Linked DNA regions of Homo sapiens: region 1 is linked to region 2. Evidence: chromatin loops called from intact Hi-C (ENCODE). Cell type or tissue: GM12878. All regions are shown on one strand.

The links. Hi-C counts contacts between places; a loop is a spot of excess contacts. Peaks named below come from ENCODE experiments on the same cell type or tissue, not always from the same donor. Only the 100,000 strongest peaks of a DNase experiment are listed, where the experiment ranks them.
Region 1: it touches region 2 in a loop (2.2-fold over the local background); 2 of 110 quality-filtered maps call a loop at or near these places.

What each region holds. Positions count from the first base shown.
Region 1 is chr6:166,255,947-166,263,946 of GRCh38, reverse strand. It overlaps LOC101929297 (a long non-coding RNA gene), which reads right to left. Exons shown (of 5, transcript NR_125862.1): 5 at 7,000-7,206. It overlaps LOC107986668 (a long non-coding RNA gene), which reads left to right and starts at 4,916. Exons shown (of 2, transcript XR_001744463.3): 1 at 4,916-6,244. RefSeq lists enhancers at 4,655-5,522, 4,735-5,934. In GM12878, no CTCF peak of the experiment used is centred here; DNase peaks (open chromatin) are centred at 4,215 and 4,863.
Region 2 is chr6:166,171,157-166,179,156 of GRCh38, reverse strand. LNCDAT (lncRNA divergent activator of TBXT) reads right to left here. Exons shown (of 2, transcript NR_166068.1): 2 at 7,985-8,000. Among named protein-coding and RNA genes, the nearest start is that of LNCDAT, 7.1 kb to the right of the region's middle. RefSeq lists a silencer at 4,904-5,013. In GM12878, no CTCF peak of the experiment used is centred here; DNase peaks (open chromatin) are centred at 2,836, 4,516, 4,906, 5,716 and 1 weaker place; H3K4me3 peaks cover 600 bases; H3K27ac peaks cover 4,120 bases.

The sequences.
Region 1 (8,000 bases), 85 kb before region 2:
ACTGAAACCTGGGAGTGAGGCAGTGAAACAGTCAGCCGCAAGGGTCTCAGGTCAGGGCAACGGGAGAGGGAGAAGACCCAGGCTTGCTAGTGTGGGCCTGGAGATTGTCACCACTGTGAAACAGAGATGGGCTGCTGGTGGTCACTGGGATGTTGCAGAGTCCTCAAGAGCAGGTTTCCCTGGGGTGGAAATCTAGCCAGGCCCTGGGCAGGCTTACCAGGGGCCTCATCTGCATCCCCTCAGAGGTCTCTGAGATAAGGAGGGATGAGGGTACCCAGGACTTCTGAGGACACCTGTGAAGAGGTCTCTGGTAGCAGGACCCCGATACCCCCAAGAACACCCTAAAGATATGCCCTTGACTTGAAGAATGGAGCCATCAGCAGTGGAAAGAACACTTTCGATGTGTGATGGTGTTAAAATACATTCCACCTTTGTTTCTTGGAACTTAAAGCAAATTCTTGTAGAGGACGGTAACTGAAAGAGCTGCCCCTTAGTTTGGAGATGGGGTCCTATCATGGTGGAATCTTCCCCAAGCCCTCCCACCTCCATTCCAGGAAGAGACAAGAGCTGGGGTGTCATCCAGCAGGAAGAATGGGGGCGCTGCTCCCCTTCTGCTTGAGCCTGAGTTGGCAGGCTTGCTGTGGCTGCGGGGATGGCAGCTGCGCCTCCTGCACAACGCAGGATCACAGCCACAGCAGTGGGGACCTAGACAGCTGGGGCCACTAGACCAGGCCACCAGACAGACAGAGGGCTGGAGAAATGCAGAGGTGGCAGCAACACACGCAGGCAGGCAGGCAGGCATCAGGGGCTGTCAGCAAGAGAACCTAAGATGCTCGTGGCAGTAGAAGTGGGCCCCTGGAGCGGCCCGGCAGTTCCTGGGTTGGTTCTGCAGACCTGAAGCTCTCCCAGGTCCTCGAGGACCTCAGGCCTTGGCCTTCCTCAGCTCTCCTCAGAGGTTTGACCACTTACTCTGTCAAATGAGGTAATGAAAGGGAACTGGCGACAGGTTTAGAATGTATTACACAATAGGCCGTGAGCGGTGGCTCACGCCTGTAATCCCAGCACTTTAGGAGGCCGAGGCAGGTGGATCATGAGGTCAGGAGTTTGAGACCAGCCTGGCTGATATGGTGAAACCCCATCTCTAGTAAAAACACAAAAATTAGATGGGAATGGTGGCGTACGCCTGTAGTCCCAGCTTCTTAGGAGGCTGAGGCAGAAGAATCACTTGAACCCAGGAGGCAGAGGTTGCAGTGAACTGAGATCATGCCACTGCACTCCAGCCTGGGTGACAGAGCAAGACTCCGTCTCAAAAAAAAAAAAAAAAACAATGTATTATACAATAATAATTATCTATACGGAAATGTTACACTCAGGGCATGGGAATCAACTCCAGAAAGAAATCCAAAGTTCTAAAAGTATAAGATATCATAAGCCTGGAATAATGAAATGTGGGAGAGGAAGTGCTGAAGAATCAGGGCCCGCTCTCACATTTACACTCTGCACACACTATGCACTAATCACAAGCAAGGCCAATCGCGAAAAGCAGGGCTTTTTGAATGAAAAAATTCGTTCATCTCAACGGTGGAGATGTTCATTTTTGCTTATTGGAGATAAAATAATATAATCAGAGACATCATAGTTAAGCTTAACAAAATAACATTATTAAAAACTTTTATACACAATGAAAAGGAACTTTGTTTTGTAAGAGACAATGAAATCTGAAAACAATAAATGTAAAAAGATGATACAGGTTTACATCCAAAATGCACACGGATTGATATGAATGTATAGGCATGAACATATAATCCACACTTTGCTAAACAAGTAGTCAAAGGATACTTACGCTTTACACATCAGCAGTAACCACGTATATTTATAGATTATGTGAAGCCTCATAACCTCTTCTTCGTGACGTAAAGGGCAGGTGTGACCATCCTCTTTCCACGCACTGGATACTGAGAAACGAGCTTGGTGCAGGCATCCTGGAAAGCAGTCTGGCTGTCATAATGGAAGCAGGGCCATTGTCCCTATGCTTTGGCTTCTTAGTGTTTTTTGAAAACTATAATTCAGGGGTATGGTGAAAATATTTGTACTAAAGCTATTTTTTTTTTTTTTTTGAGATGGAGTCTCGCTCTGTCACCCAGGCTGGAGTTCAATGGTGTGATCTCAGCTCACTGCAAGCTCTGCCTCCCGGGTTCACACCGTTCTCCTGCCTCAGCCCCCCGAACAGCTGGGACTACAGGCGCCCGCCACCACGCCTGGCTAATTTTTTTTGTATTTTTAGTAGAGACGGGGTTTCACCATGTTAGCCAGGATGGTCTCGATCTCCTGATCTCGTGATCAGCCCGCTTCGTCCTCCCAAAGTGCTGGGATTACAGGCGTGAACCACCGTGCCTGGCAGTACTAACGCTATTGATAACAGCCAAGTTAGCAATAACTCAAATGTGCAACCATTGAGAAATGCATGTATCACACTGCGTTATGCTTATCTTTTCACATAATGTATGTCTCCTGGCTAGATGAAAGTTTGGGGTTAGGAACCTTATCTCAGTTATTTTTATTTCCTTGGCATTTGATAGAATCTGGCACATAAACACTCAATCAATGTTTACCAAGAGGAAATTAGCTGAATTGAAGTAGGTAATTGGGTGTAACAAAGTTACCATAATTATGTAAATTATTATGTGCTACATGGAAATATATACACAATATAATTAAAAAATCAAAACACCAAACAAAATGTGTGCAGCAATTCCAACTAGGTAAATTATAGATGTCTATCATGAGAGAAAGCATCATTTGTAATAATGGTAAGACAAGTCTGGTTGGAATCACAGTGAGACCTTGTTCTAGTTTTTTAACAAGCCTCAGTTTGTTCACCTGCGTAATTAAATATCTACTTTGCAAGGCTGTGGTGACTATATATTCAGTTAAACCCACATGGAGTATAGAACAGAGTTTGGCTTATAATGTGTAAAGCAGATAATTGTTAAGTAATAATGAAATAGATGTTCTAAAGAAAATAGAACCCAGCATGGAGCCTGGCACTCGGTAGGTGCTCAATAAATAGAAATCACTTTTGTTATTTTTAGAAATAGAGGGGGACATAGTGATGTTCAGAGTTAATGAGTTAGTCTAAAAGTGTATTTGTGTAAAATCAACTATAATAATACATGGTAAAAACAAACAAGTCAGAGAAGGAGGGAAGTAGGATACATTTTTGAAACTGTCAAACAAAAAAATGTTTTAAAATGTATTTTTAAATCCTGCTACCCACATGTCTTAGTCCAGTTTGTGCTGCTATAAGAGAACACCTGAGACTGAGTAACTTACAAAGGCCAGGTATTTATTTCTCACAGTTCTGGGGCCTGATCAAGGCCCTGGCAGCTCAGGCCTAGCCTCACTGCTTCCAATATGACACCTTAGATGCCGCATCCTCCAGAGGGGAGGAACGCCATGTCCTCACATGGCAGAAAAGCAGGAGAGAGAGAGAGAGAGCAAGAGAGAACACCCACTCCCACTGGCCCTTTTTATAGGGGCATTGAACCATCATGAGGGCACAGCTCTCATAACCTAAACACCTCCCACGAGGCCCTACCTCCCAACACTTTTGCACGGGCAACTAAGTTTCTAATTCATGAATTCTGAGGGGCACATTCAGACCTTGGTACCAGGCAACCCGACCATCCAGCCTGTCTCATTGCCCTAAACTTTAGGTTTGCTGAAGTTTTACTTTTAGATTTCTAGAGTAGAAAGGGACCTTATAAATTGCTGCTGCTTATTTCATTTATACCTATTGCTTGAAAGAATTTGATGTGGCTTATAGTAAACACACACACACACAATCACACCTTTCTTTTTTTTTAAGAAAAGCAAATATAATTGAATGTTTAGGACAGAATATCAAATTATAGCTCATTCAGCAAATGTTCGCATCCTTAGCATGGTCAATCTTCATTTGTATTAGGATACAAACGTCACAATAGCCAGTGTGCATACAGCACTTGCTATGGGGCAGGCACTGTTGTAAGCACTTTGTGGGGATCAATTCAACTGGCCAGCACCCCGCTGTGGGATGGGTTCTATTGTTGTCGTTTCCAGTGTGCAGATGAGAAAAAGGAAGCACAAGAAGCTCATGTGACCTCTGCTGGGAGGCAGCAGGGCTGCCAGCTGAGCCCTATGGTCTGGTTAGAGGCCACATTCTGAAACATCACAAGTTCTAAAATGCTGAGGGGACTTTCTCAGAAAGTTCAACCGAGTTAAGGACAGAGACACATCAACAAGCATACTGTCTAAAACGTGCTGGGTGCGAAAGACACATGAACAAGCTTACTGTCTAAAACGTGCTGGGTGCGAAAGCAGCAATGTATCCGTGACCTTTTGGTGGAAATGAAGATGACGCTGCAAGACACTGGGCGGATGGGAGGCCGGGTGCTTTGCTCTCCGGGACCCTAAGTTGATAAAGAACCAAGTTTCAGGTTGGGCGCGGGAGCTCACGCTTGTAATCCCAGCACTTTGGGAGGCCAAGGCGGGTGGATCACCTGAGGTCAGGAGTTTTGAGACCAGCCTGGCCAACATGGAGAAATCCTGTCTGTACTGAAAATATAAAAATTAGCCGGGCGTGGTGCTGGGCGCCTGTAGTCTTAGTTACTAGGGAGGCTGAGGCAGAAGAATTGCTTGAACCTGGGAGGCAGAGGTTGCATGAGCCAAGATCTTGCCACTAGATTCCAGCCTGGGTGACAGAGCGAGGCTCTGTCTCAATTAAAAAAAAAAAAAAAGTTTCGAAAGCTTGGAGGAAGAAACAGCCACTTTAGTTTCCTGTCTTAGTCACCTCGGGCGGCTGCGACATGTGACCGCAAACTGGGCAGAGGACAGCCACAGAAGTTTATGTCTCACGGTTTGGGTCCAGACGTCCAGAATTGAGGCGTCGGCCTCTCCAGATAGCAAGAGATGGTGCTGTCAAGACAGTGTAAGCCCAGGAGCCCAGGTGGCTGGGCTGTGTCTGCACAGCCTTTGGATAAGGCCTCAGAAAGATCATAGCCTCAGCATTCTGCCCCACCAAGGGTGCCTTAGAGAGGTCAGGGCTGAGCCTCATGGATCGAACCAGGGAGCCCCTGAGGAGCCGAAGGGCGTTGACTCCGAGTCACCTCGGCAGGACTCAAAGATAGAAAAGGCTTGCCTCAAAAACATCGGCAGGTGAGGCCTTCGGCTCATGGAGTAGACCCAGGTGAAATCCATGAGAGACAAAGATTTTGAGGAAATCACTTTCACAGAAACACTGCCAGCCTGGGTGGGAAGGAACAGAGAGAGCACAGGATGAAAGGAGGCTGCCAGACTCCCCAGATTTTGCTGGCTGGAAGTAGGCTAAAAAGCTCCTCAGCTGCAAACATGGGCAACCTTTCCTTCCAAACAAGTGCAGTGTAGATGCGGGGACCAAGAGCCCAGACAGGGAATCCAGAAGCCAGGAGAATTCTCCCCAGCCCTGGAAACCTGACTGAGAACTCCCAACCTTTACTTTTCTGGATTTGGAATTGCTACACAGTCAAGATGCCTTTTATCTGCCATTTCCTCCCCTTGAAAACTGAAATGTCTACAGCTGCATCTGGTGCCTGCTCCACCACGGGACAGGTCACTAATCTCTTTAGCTTCCCGGGCCCATCCATGGAGAGGAATTGTGTCCCAGAACCTGAACCGAATGATTGCACCATGACCCTCCACTGACCTTTGACCTGATTTAGATGTTGACATTTCAGGCTTTGAGCTGATGCCATGAAGCTCCGAAAATCTTAGGTACCTAGAGCAGGTGAATGACTTTTGCACATGCGAGGGAGGCAGGGGGGCGTGTGGCAGACTCCCAGGTGCCTCCAGGTGTAACTGCCTTTTATGTAGTCATCTCCCCTGAGTCACAGAGAAGGACTGGTGACTGACTTCTAACCAACGGCTACAGCAAAGGTGATGGGATGTCACTCTGGGGATGACTCACATCACACAGGACTGTCTTTTGGGGAGACTCGCTGTCTCCCTCACTGGCTCTGAAGAAGCCAGCAGCTGCCACAGATCCTACAACTGAAAGGAGCTGAGTGTTACCAAACACATGCGAGCAGGGGCATGCACGCTCCCCCAGTCAGACTCCGCATGAGAACCCACCCTGGACATAACCTGGCGACCGCCTTGTGAGACCCCAGCAGGAGAGCCGGCAAGTCTGTCGCTGGACTCCCGACTCACGGATTCGTTGAGATAATAGGTGTGTGTTGTGTTACATTGCTGCAGTGGGGGAATTTCTACACAGCAATAGATAACTAATGCATGCAATTTATTCCTTTAACATAAGTAAAGAGTGTGATGCCAGTTAAGTAAAGATTTTAGTGGCCACACAATTATTGGTTTGCATCATTTTTATTAATTTGGGCATATCTGTATTAGTCAATTTCTGTACTGCTATAAGGAACTACCCGAGACTGAATAATTTATAAAGGAAAGGGGTTTAATTGGCTCACAGTATAGCATGGCTGGGGAGGCCTCAGGAAACTTACAATCATGGTGGAAGGGGAAGCAAGGCACCTTCTTCACAAGGTGGCAGGAAGGAGAAGTACCCATTGAAGGGGGGAGAGCCCCTTATAAAACCAACAGATCTCGTGAGAACTCACTATCATGAGAACAGCATGCGGGAAACTCTCCCCATGATTCATTTACCTCCACCTGGTCTCTCCCTTGATATGTGAGGATTATGGGAATTATGGGGATTACAATTTAAGATGAGATTTGGGTGGGGACATAAAGCCTAACCATATCACTATCTTCCTTGTTGTTGTAGAGATGGTGTCTTGCTATGTTGCCCAGGCAGATCTCAAATTGTGGGGCTCAAGTGATCCTCCTGTCTTGGCCTCCCAAACTGTTAGGATTACAAGTGTGGGCCACCACACCCAGCCTGAGCATATCTTTAGAACATTTATAGCCCAGTTCACTAATAAAGAGATAAATGATACGACTTTAACACAATTTTTCATGTAGTAGTAATTTTTCCATATATTTTAGTCCTCAAGTTTTAGTTGTTACAATTTAGTAGATGAAACTTAACATAAAGCTTCATGACTGTAGTTCCAGCTACTCAGGAGGATGAGGTGGGAGGACAGCTTAAGTCCAAGAGCCCAGGAGCCTAGGGGTTCATGGCTGCAGTGAGCTCTGATCGTGACACTGCACTCTAGCCTGGATGACAGAGAGAGACGTGTCTATAAAAAATTTGTTTTAATTAAAAAAATAAGAAAGACTTGTAGGATGCAAAAGTATTACTTATTATGCTTTCATTTTTTACCGTTTGCCAGACAGCTCCCTGCACTTTGCAGACTTTACCTTATTCCCTGAGCAATCCTGGGAGGAAGGTGTTATTACCAAGTCTAATCTACAGTTGAAACAACTGAGGCTTGGAGAATGTAGTAACTTGCCCAAAGGATAGAGCTTGATTTGAGCCCAAGTTAGATTCACCCAAAGCCTATGTCCTTTCCATATATTATGCTATTTATTTACTAAGTTTTTAAGCTTTAGAGGAAAAGATTATTTCCCCTCAGTTTTACTCATTTATTCACTTTCAGCAACACATTTTTAAAATGAAGATCTTTACATCTTTTTAAATTATCATAATTATGTTGAACACGAGACAATATAAAGGCAAGCATTTTCTTTTGTTCTTTCAGCTAATATTTTAGAGTTTATTAGTTAAATGTCATATAAATACAAAACTAATCACTTTTATATTGCTAGTATTTCTAGTTGTTTGCTTCTCTCTCTTCCTTCCTTCCTTTTTTTTTTTTTTTTTTTTTTTTGAGACAGGGTCTCACTCTGTCGCCCAGGTTAGAGCTCAGTGGCATAATCATAGCTCACGCAGTCTCGACCCCCTGAACTCAAAAGATCTTCCCCCTCAGCCTCCCAAGTAGCTGGGACCACAGGCACATGCCACCACATCTGAATAATTTTCTGAATTAAAAAAATTTTTTCTTGTAGAG
Region 2 (8,000 bases):
AAATATCTATTAATTCAGACCACTGTTAATTTCAATCTAATCTCTAAATTTGAGTACTCTCCACCAAGAAAATGTGAGGCTATTGTTCAAAAATGATGGCTTATTACAGTAATAAGGGCCATAGAGCTCATAGCCATAGAGCTCACATGAATTCAACTCAGGTGAGTTCAACTCAGGTGAATTCAACTATAAATAACTCAGGTGAATTCAACTATAAATGTTTAGCCAAAAACAGAACAAAAATATCTAAACTTTGTACCAAAATGCAAGTCAGCAACTTCATCCAGTGCAATGTAAAAGCTAGAGGAAAGCTTGGCTGTATTGGGTTTATTACAAAATGCTGTGCACAAAAACATATTTTCTTTGTAAGCAAATAAAATTTTAAAGATATTTGAGCCACACACTTCAACTTTAAAACCTGCCCCTTTTAGATAAGGTTCTGGTCTCTTCTCAACAGATCCAGGGGAGAAAAGAGCAGGCCCCAAGTTTCCAGCTGGCCAGACAGGCTGTGGGTTACATTTCATTCCCTGGCAACATGGGAAGAAGTGAAGCGGCCAGTGCCTTGGTTTCCTCATCTCTAAGCAAGCCATCAGACCACCGCATGAGAAGGTTGTGAAAGTCCTTGATGACTGGGATAATTTTCTTAACGCGCTTGGAACCCAGGCCTTCCAGCTTTCCCTCCTCCTACTCTGCCTTCCTTGAGGATCTGAGTTACATCCCGCTGGTTTATCTCCAGTGCTATTACCTGGTGATGACCAGTGAAGGCTCTAGATTCCCACAGGAAGAAATTCTGGCTCCCAGGTTTATGCTCCTTATTTCAATTTAATTTTATTATTATTATTTTTATTTTTGAGTCTCGCTCTGTTGCCCAGGCTGGAGTGCAGTGGCGTGATCTTGGCTCATTGCAACCTCCACCTCCCAGGTTCAAGTGATTCTCCTGCCTCAGCCTCCTGAGTAGCTGGGATTATAGGCATGCACCACCACGCCTAGCTAATTTTTGTATTTTTAGTAGAGATGGAGTTTCACCATGTTGGCCAGGCTGGTCTCGAACGCCTGACCTCGTGACCCACCTGCCTTGGCCTTCCAAAGTGCTAGGATTATAGGCGTGAGCCACCGACCGCACCCAGCCCTATGATCCTTATTTCTAAAGTAGGCCGACATGTGATTTTTGGACAACCCTAAAAGCTCTGTAGGCTCACATTAGACCTGTGACTGCAAATGCAGGTGTGAGCCCTCCACTGGTGAGCTCACCCAGTTCCATGACTCCATACCACTCCTGTCCTGCCAACTCCTGGATGTATCACCAGCTCGGACCTCAACCCTGAGTGCCAGGAGATCCCACGGCCTAATGGGCCCCTCCACATGGCCGTGTCTCTCAACCCTCCACATCCAACCTGTCCAGCAAACCCTGTGGGCTCCACCTTTGAAGTTTGCCTAGGGTTTGACCCCTTCTCCCTGCCCACCTCACTGGGCCAAGGAGATGACATGTCTTACTCTAATCGCTGCAGTGGCCCAGTTAGGTTTCCTACCTCCAATCTTGTCCCTGTCATTCTCAACACAGCAGCCAGAATAAATCCCCTCCTGCATCAAATCACATCAAAAATTGAATTGTAATCTTCAATATTACATATTCCTGTGGACTGAATTGTAAGGGCACTTGGGAAAATTAAAAAGTTAATGAGCTGTGGGGACGGAGCTAGGAGTCACTAAAAATTTAGTCATGTATTCTTCCATTCCATCGGCAATGACTAAATGCCTACTGTGACACCTGGTGGGTTATTGCTATCATAGGCATGTATTTTTTTAAAAAAGAAAACGTTGCCGCTTTTCCTCCTCCCCATGTGATCAGAAGACGAGAAAAGACTTAAGAAAAGAAAATAGCCTAAGTAGAATACAATCCTTTAATAATATTTTGAACTCCCAGAGAGATATACATACATTACTGTTTCCAAAAGAACACAGAAAATTTGTCAAACCTATTTATAATGAAAGAACAAATGGAGAAGGAAGCCAAAATATATATAAAGAATTTTCTTGCCTGGGTGCGGTGGTTCACCCCTATAATCCCAGCACTTTGAGAGGCTGAGGCAGGAGGATCACTTGAGCCCAGGGGTTCAAGACGAGCCTGGGCAACATAGCGAGAGTCTGTTTCTACAAAAAATAAAAAATTAGCCAGATATAGTGGTCCCAGCAACTTGGGAGGCTGAGGCAGGAGGATCGCTTGAGCCCTGTGGGCTGAGGCTGCAGTGAGCCATGACTGGGCTACAGCACTCCAGCCTCAGTAGCAAAGTGAGATGTGGTCTCGAAAAAAAAAAGAAGAAGAATTTTCTAGACTGGACATAGATTTTGAAGCTAAGGATGATGGAAATAGCTGAGCGCTCATCATTCAGTGCACCTGTTCTGCCTTTCTCAGGGAAGGTGTTCCCGGAAGCACACTTTGAGAGTGAAGAAGATACTGATGACCTCCATCCTCTGCAGGTCTGTTAATTGAAGTACCTTCTTATAAAGGACTCAAAAAATAAGCCTGTGGTTCTATGCCAGGCAGGCAGCGAACCAATGTATTTTAGGAGGGACCATTCCTTACTTCAGGATATAGCTGAAAACAACACCCAGAACTAATTTTTTAACCTTCGCAAACCTTTGTATGGAGCCAACACTCCTACGTTATAAATTGTGAAAGAAACTCGGGCTAAAGATACCACATGATTTTCACATTTTAAGGGCATGATTTACCTGATCTTTAGTCCTGCACTCTAGCCAAATAGCCAACTGATGTTTCACTATATGTATTTCCTGTTGTAATAATAAAGTTCTCACATTTTTAGGTTTCAAGGTTTCAATTAGGTTTGGTCATCTTAACACAATTTTGCTTTCCCACAAACATGAGAAATACATGCAAATATGTGCTGTGCATTCAAACCTCTCCAGGCAGCACTGCACAAACTTCCTATGGCATGCCCCTGTTTTCCTTTCATTGCCTCTCATCTTAATCCCTCTAACACTCAAGTGAAGCACTGTAGTGATAACCTTGATACAGGTTTCTTTTTAAATCCAGTTCCTGAAGTCAACCATGTTCGAATGTTATACGTGAGCTGATAATCATCCAAGGAGTTAATCCTTGTCTTCCTACTCTTGTTTTGGAATTACCATAGTCCATTAGCGTAACTTGGAATTCTAGTTCCACACTAACTGTAACCTTGGGCAAACTTCTTCACCTCTCTGATGTACATTTCCTTTTATTATGACCTTTTTTTTTAAGGAGGGGATAACAGTACTGACTTCACGGGGTTCTTTGGAAACTCAGAATGATGTGTTTAGGCCTAAGCATTATTTGGCATCTGTTTTTCTCTCTGGTTGCCATACCTGTGATTATAGTTCAGCATCTCTGCCGGGATTGGAAGTTATTTACGTGGTGGGATTTTCTTCCCCCAGCTCCTATTACTGTCTTTCAGATGACTAAACTGTTTTTTATTTATTTATTTATTTTTATTTTTTTATTTTTTATTTTTTATTTTATTATTATTATACTTTAAGTTTTAGGGTACATGTGCACAATGTGCAGGTTAGTTACATATGTATACATGTGCCATGCTGGTGTGCTGCACCCATTAACTCGTCATTTAGCATTAGGTATATCTCCTAATGCTATCCTCCCCACTCCCCCCACCCCACAACAGGCCCCAGTGTGTGTGATGTTCCCCTTCCGGTGTCCATGTGTTCTCAATGTTCAATTCCCACCTATGAGTGAGAACATGTGGTGTTTGGTTTTTTGTCCTTGCGATAGTTTACTGAGAATGATGATTTCCAATTTCATCCATGTCCCTGCAAAGGACATGAACTCATCCTTTTTTATGGCTGCATAGTATTCCATGGTGTACATGTGCCACATTTTCTTATTCCAGTCTATCATTGTTGGACATTTGGGTTGGTTCCAAGTCTTTGCTATTGTGAATAGTGCCACAATAAACATACGTGTGCATGTGTCTTTATAGCAGCATGATTTATAGTCCTTTGGGTATATACCCAGTAATGGGATGGCTGGGTCAAATGATATTTCTAGTTCTAGATACCTGAGGAATTGCCACACTGACTTCCACAATGGTTGAACTAGTTTACAGTCCCACCAACAGTGTAACAGTGTTCCTATTTCTCCACATCCTCTCTAGCACCTGTTGTTTCCTGACTTTTTAATGATTGCCATTCTAACTGGTGTGAGATGGTATCTCACTGTGGTTTTGATTTGCATTTCTCTGATGGCCAGTGATGGTGAACATTTTTTCATGTGTTTTTTGGCTGCATAAATGTCTTCTTTTGAGAAGTGTCTGTTCATGTCCTTTGCCCACTTTTTGATGGGGTTGCTAAACTTTTTTTTAGATCTCAAAAGTAGTTAAACTCAACTAGTTTCCCCACCACCTCCCTTTTCTAAACACTCACACTTGAGTGCAAGCACACCAGATTCCTTTCATATGTGGTTGTATGAATATGGTGGGTGAAAGAGAGAAAAAAACTTGTTTCTACTTTTCACATACTTTGCTTCTACTTCTCACATATTTAACTTAGTCTAGTGGAAATAACCTGCATTTAATGAGACAAATCAGAAATCAAAATGCCACTCCATTTTTTTTACTCTTTTCTCTGAGTTGCCTTGTATATACAAGAGGGAATACTATCTCCCATCAATGCCTAAATGATAATGTATGCACAATTCCTCGCACGTAATAGGCGCCAATGAATGTCAGCTCCTTTTAGGGTTCTGGGGCTGGGACAGCTTGTCACCTTGGAGCTGTGACTATCGGTCGTAGAATGTGCTAATTCTAATTTCCAAATGGGCTTTTCTCCTCTGAGGTGTCTTTTCAGCCGAAGTCCCTGTGGTGGGAACCACTGATTCTGAATCTGTTCTCACAGGTGTGCTAAGTCCTTCCCCTTTGTCTCATTTTTACTATCAGTCTGGTACTTGATCTGTAGGGAGTACAGCCCTTTACTCCCCGCCCCCATGGCAGCCTCAGCCCTAGCTTCCCTTTGGGCTTCTCTCTCTCACCCTGGTCCTCCCATTACCTCCAGGCTGCAGCCTCCTCCCCTCTCTCCCGCCATTAAGTCCTTCTGCAGATTTCAGCTCTGTTCTGCTCTTGTCTTCCGTTTTTTCCACTAGCCTTCAATAGTCCTTTCAAAGTATTCTTATAATTCAATCACTTTTTTTTGGTTCATTGTCTTTGCCTACAATATTGATGGGAATTTCTATAGGAACCCTCTAAAGTGCTCCATTTCCAGAATTATTGCAAGTCTCTTCTGGAGTTCTTCCTGCCTGTTCCCTTGAGGGTATTGCAATCCCATCCATTTCCGCCCCTGTTTGATCTCATCTCCTCCTAGTTTATGTTCCCTCACCACATACTCAGCACTTGGTCTCACCTAACATTTCCTGCCAGGCTTCACCCCTCCTGCCGTGACATCTCACTTGTTCTTATTAAATAGGCGATTGTGACTTTTGAGTCTCCACTGTCATTCAGATTAGACTGTTTTTCTCTCAGTTTATTGATCTCAAGTTTGCTCCATATTCGGACACTTTATAAACCTCGTAGGCTCTCTTTCCTCATGTGCCCAGGGGCTCTGTAGGTCCTGCAGCGCCACTCTGCCTTCCTGAGTACCCTTGTTCTTCAACAGGAAGCGCTACCTCCCTGGACTCTCTGGTGCCAAGCCCCACCCCTCTCCTCTCCCCAGCGGCCTCTGGGGAGCTCCTGCTGGTTTCTCCCACCCCTGCTTCCTCAGGCAAGTGTCAGGCCCTGGTGCAGAGCTCAGAGCCTGCCTGCCCTGCGGATCCCTTCAAAACAGTGATCACAGCATGTTCTGATTAGGGACATCATGTCAACCTTTCCTGCTAAATGGTGATTATGGAAGTTGGAGCTGGTCCAGCCAGAGTATGTGTGTGTGTACGTCTACCCGCATTTATTTCCAACATTCTTTTCTGCCAGATATTTTATTCAGGGCCAAAATAGGATTTTTCAAAATTAGTTGTAGAGGAGGGAGAAAGAACATTTCCAGTAGTATGACATAAACAGGTATATAAATATGAATTAAACGATTGCGTGGGGGTCCCCAGTCATGATTACTGGAGTCATTTTCAGCCTGCAAGCATGTTCCTGCCCCCGCATCTTCAAGCCTCCCTTGGAATAGCTCACTTGTAGTAATTCTTAAGGTCTCATTTAATACACAATTTTCACAGGAAACCCTTCCTTTACTCTCTCCAAAACACCTGACTATTTGAATCAATGAGCGGGTTACTAGAGAAGGGCCCTTGGAGTTTCAGAAGCATCCTGCATTTTAGTAAATGTGAAGGATTGATGTTTTGTTCATGATGAAAGTGCTCAGCAGCATATGTCCAGTGGATCTGAGGACAGTGCTACTGCTGTTTCTTAGATAGACATGCTACTGCATTTCCGTGTTGCCAACGCAGCCACTCAGCAAAGGCCTGCTGAGTCCCTGCCACCAGTCAAGGGCTGGTTTCACCCTGAATAAGGCAGGCCCCACACCTCTGTCTTCCCAAGGTGGCTATGAAAGGGGCATCCATCCAGGGCCCCTGAGAGTGCAGCCCTGCAGAAGGCATGCTGGGCAGTCACCCCTATGTAAGAGGGGGAGGAAGGAAAAGAAAAGGCCGTGGAGACTCCCAGAAAAGGCTGAAAGGGAAGCAGGGAGAGCGATTATTCAGAAGACACAGAGGAAAAGCAGCCTTGGGAAAAAATAAACCATAAGCACCAGAAGATGCAGAGAACTGTGGCCTCTAAGAAGCAGAAACAGGACATTAAGGAGCAAAAAGGCTGCTCTAGAAGGCCATGGAATAAGACGACAAGGGACGTGGAGGAAATAAGGATTACCAGAAAACTGAGCTACAACAGAGAAATAAAATCTGCATTGGAGGCAGTAAAAACCAAAAGTGACATGGAGGGAAATTGACAGAGTGGTGTGGAAAAAACATTTCACAAGCCATTTAATATATGCAGAAAGATCTAAGAGCTGAAACAACACAGGGGGAGGAGGCGGGAGACTAGGCAAGGATCCTCAGATTTGGAAGTACAGATAACCCCTGAAGTGGAAACAGTACTCACCATCATACCAATCAGAACTAAAGAGACTTGTTGAGTTGGAAAGGGCTTTCCCTGCATGCCAAGCAAAATCAGCAGATTCCCACTGAAACTATCGCCAAGAAACTTATCATCCACAAGGCATTGAAAAAATTAAGTATCTGGGCAGAAAAACTCAAGCTACCCTTCTCTACCGAGGAAGAGATCAAAATCCAGCAGCCCGATTTCTCCTCTGGAAACTTGAATTCCAAAGAGATAGGAGCTGAAGCACTAGAGTTTTAAGGAGAAAGGTTTGGGATTGTCACATTCCCAAACATTCAACTGGGCAGGTTGGTTTGTTGTTAATCTGTGAACTCCTGTCACTAAAACAACCACACACTGTCATGTGTGACGAAGCCCACTGACTCCAAAAAAATAGCTTGGATGGGATCAGGTTTTGAGACGCAGCCTGAGGCTGACGGTAGTCCCTGCGTCCACCCCACATGGCCACAGCTTCCCTGCAGATCAGGGAGCACATCACGAAGCCTTCTCCCTAGAGCAGCAGGGAGGGGCCGGCTGTGCACAGGGTGGGATCCTTGTCCTGAGAGGAAGACTTTAAAAAACCAAGTCTCTGTTCTTTCCCACAAAACCACAACCACCTCAAACAACCCAATGGGCTTTAAAAATTTTTCAATGGTAAAGAGTCTAAAGAATTACGTTACACACCTTTTAAAGCAATAACAAAAGCCATTGGGTTTCTTTTAATGGGAGAGACAAATAAACCAATTGGTGGCAGAATTATTGGCCATGAAACATGGCTGTCATCTCTAATGTAGAACTTGTGACTGTTTGCGATCAGTCCGCTTAGTCAGTGTGGGAGAAGGAGCTCATGAGAAGAACAAAATGAAAAAAAGACGAGGAACACCCCAAAATATGAACATTGCTTAG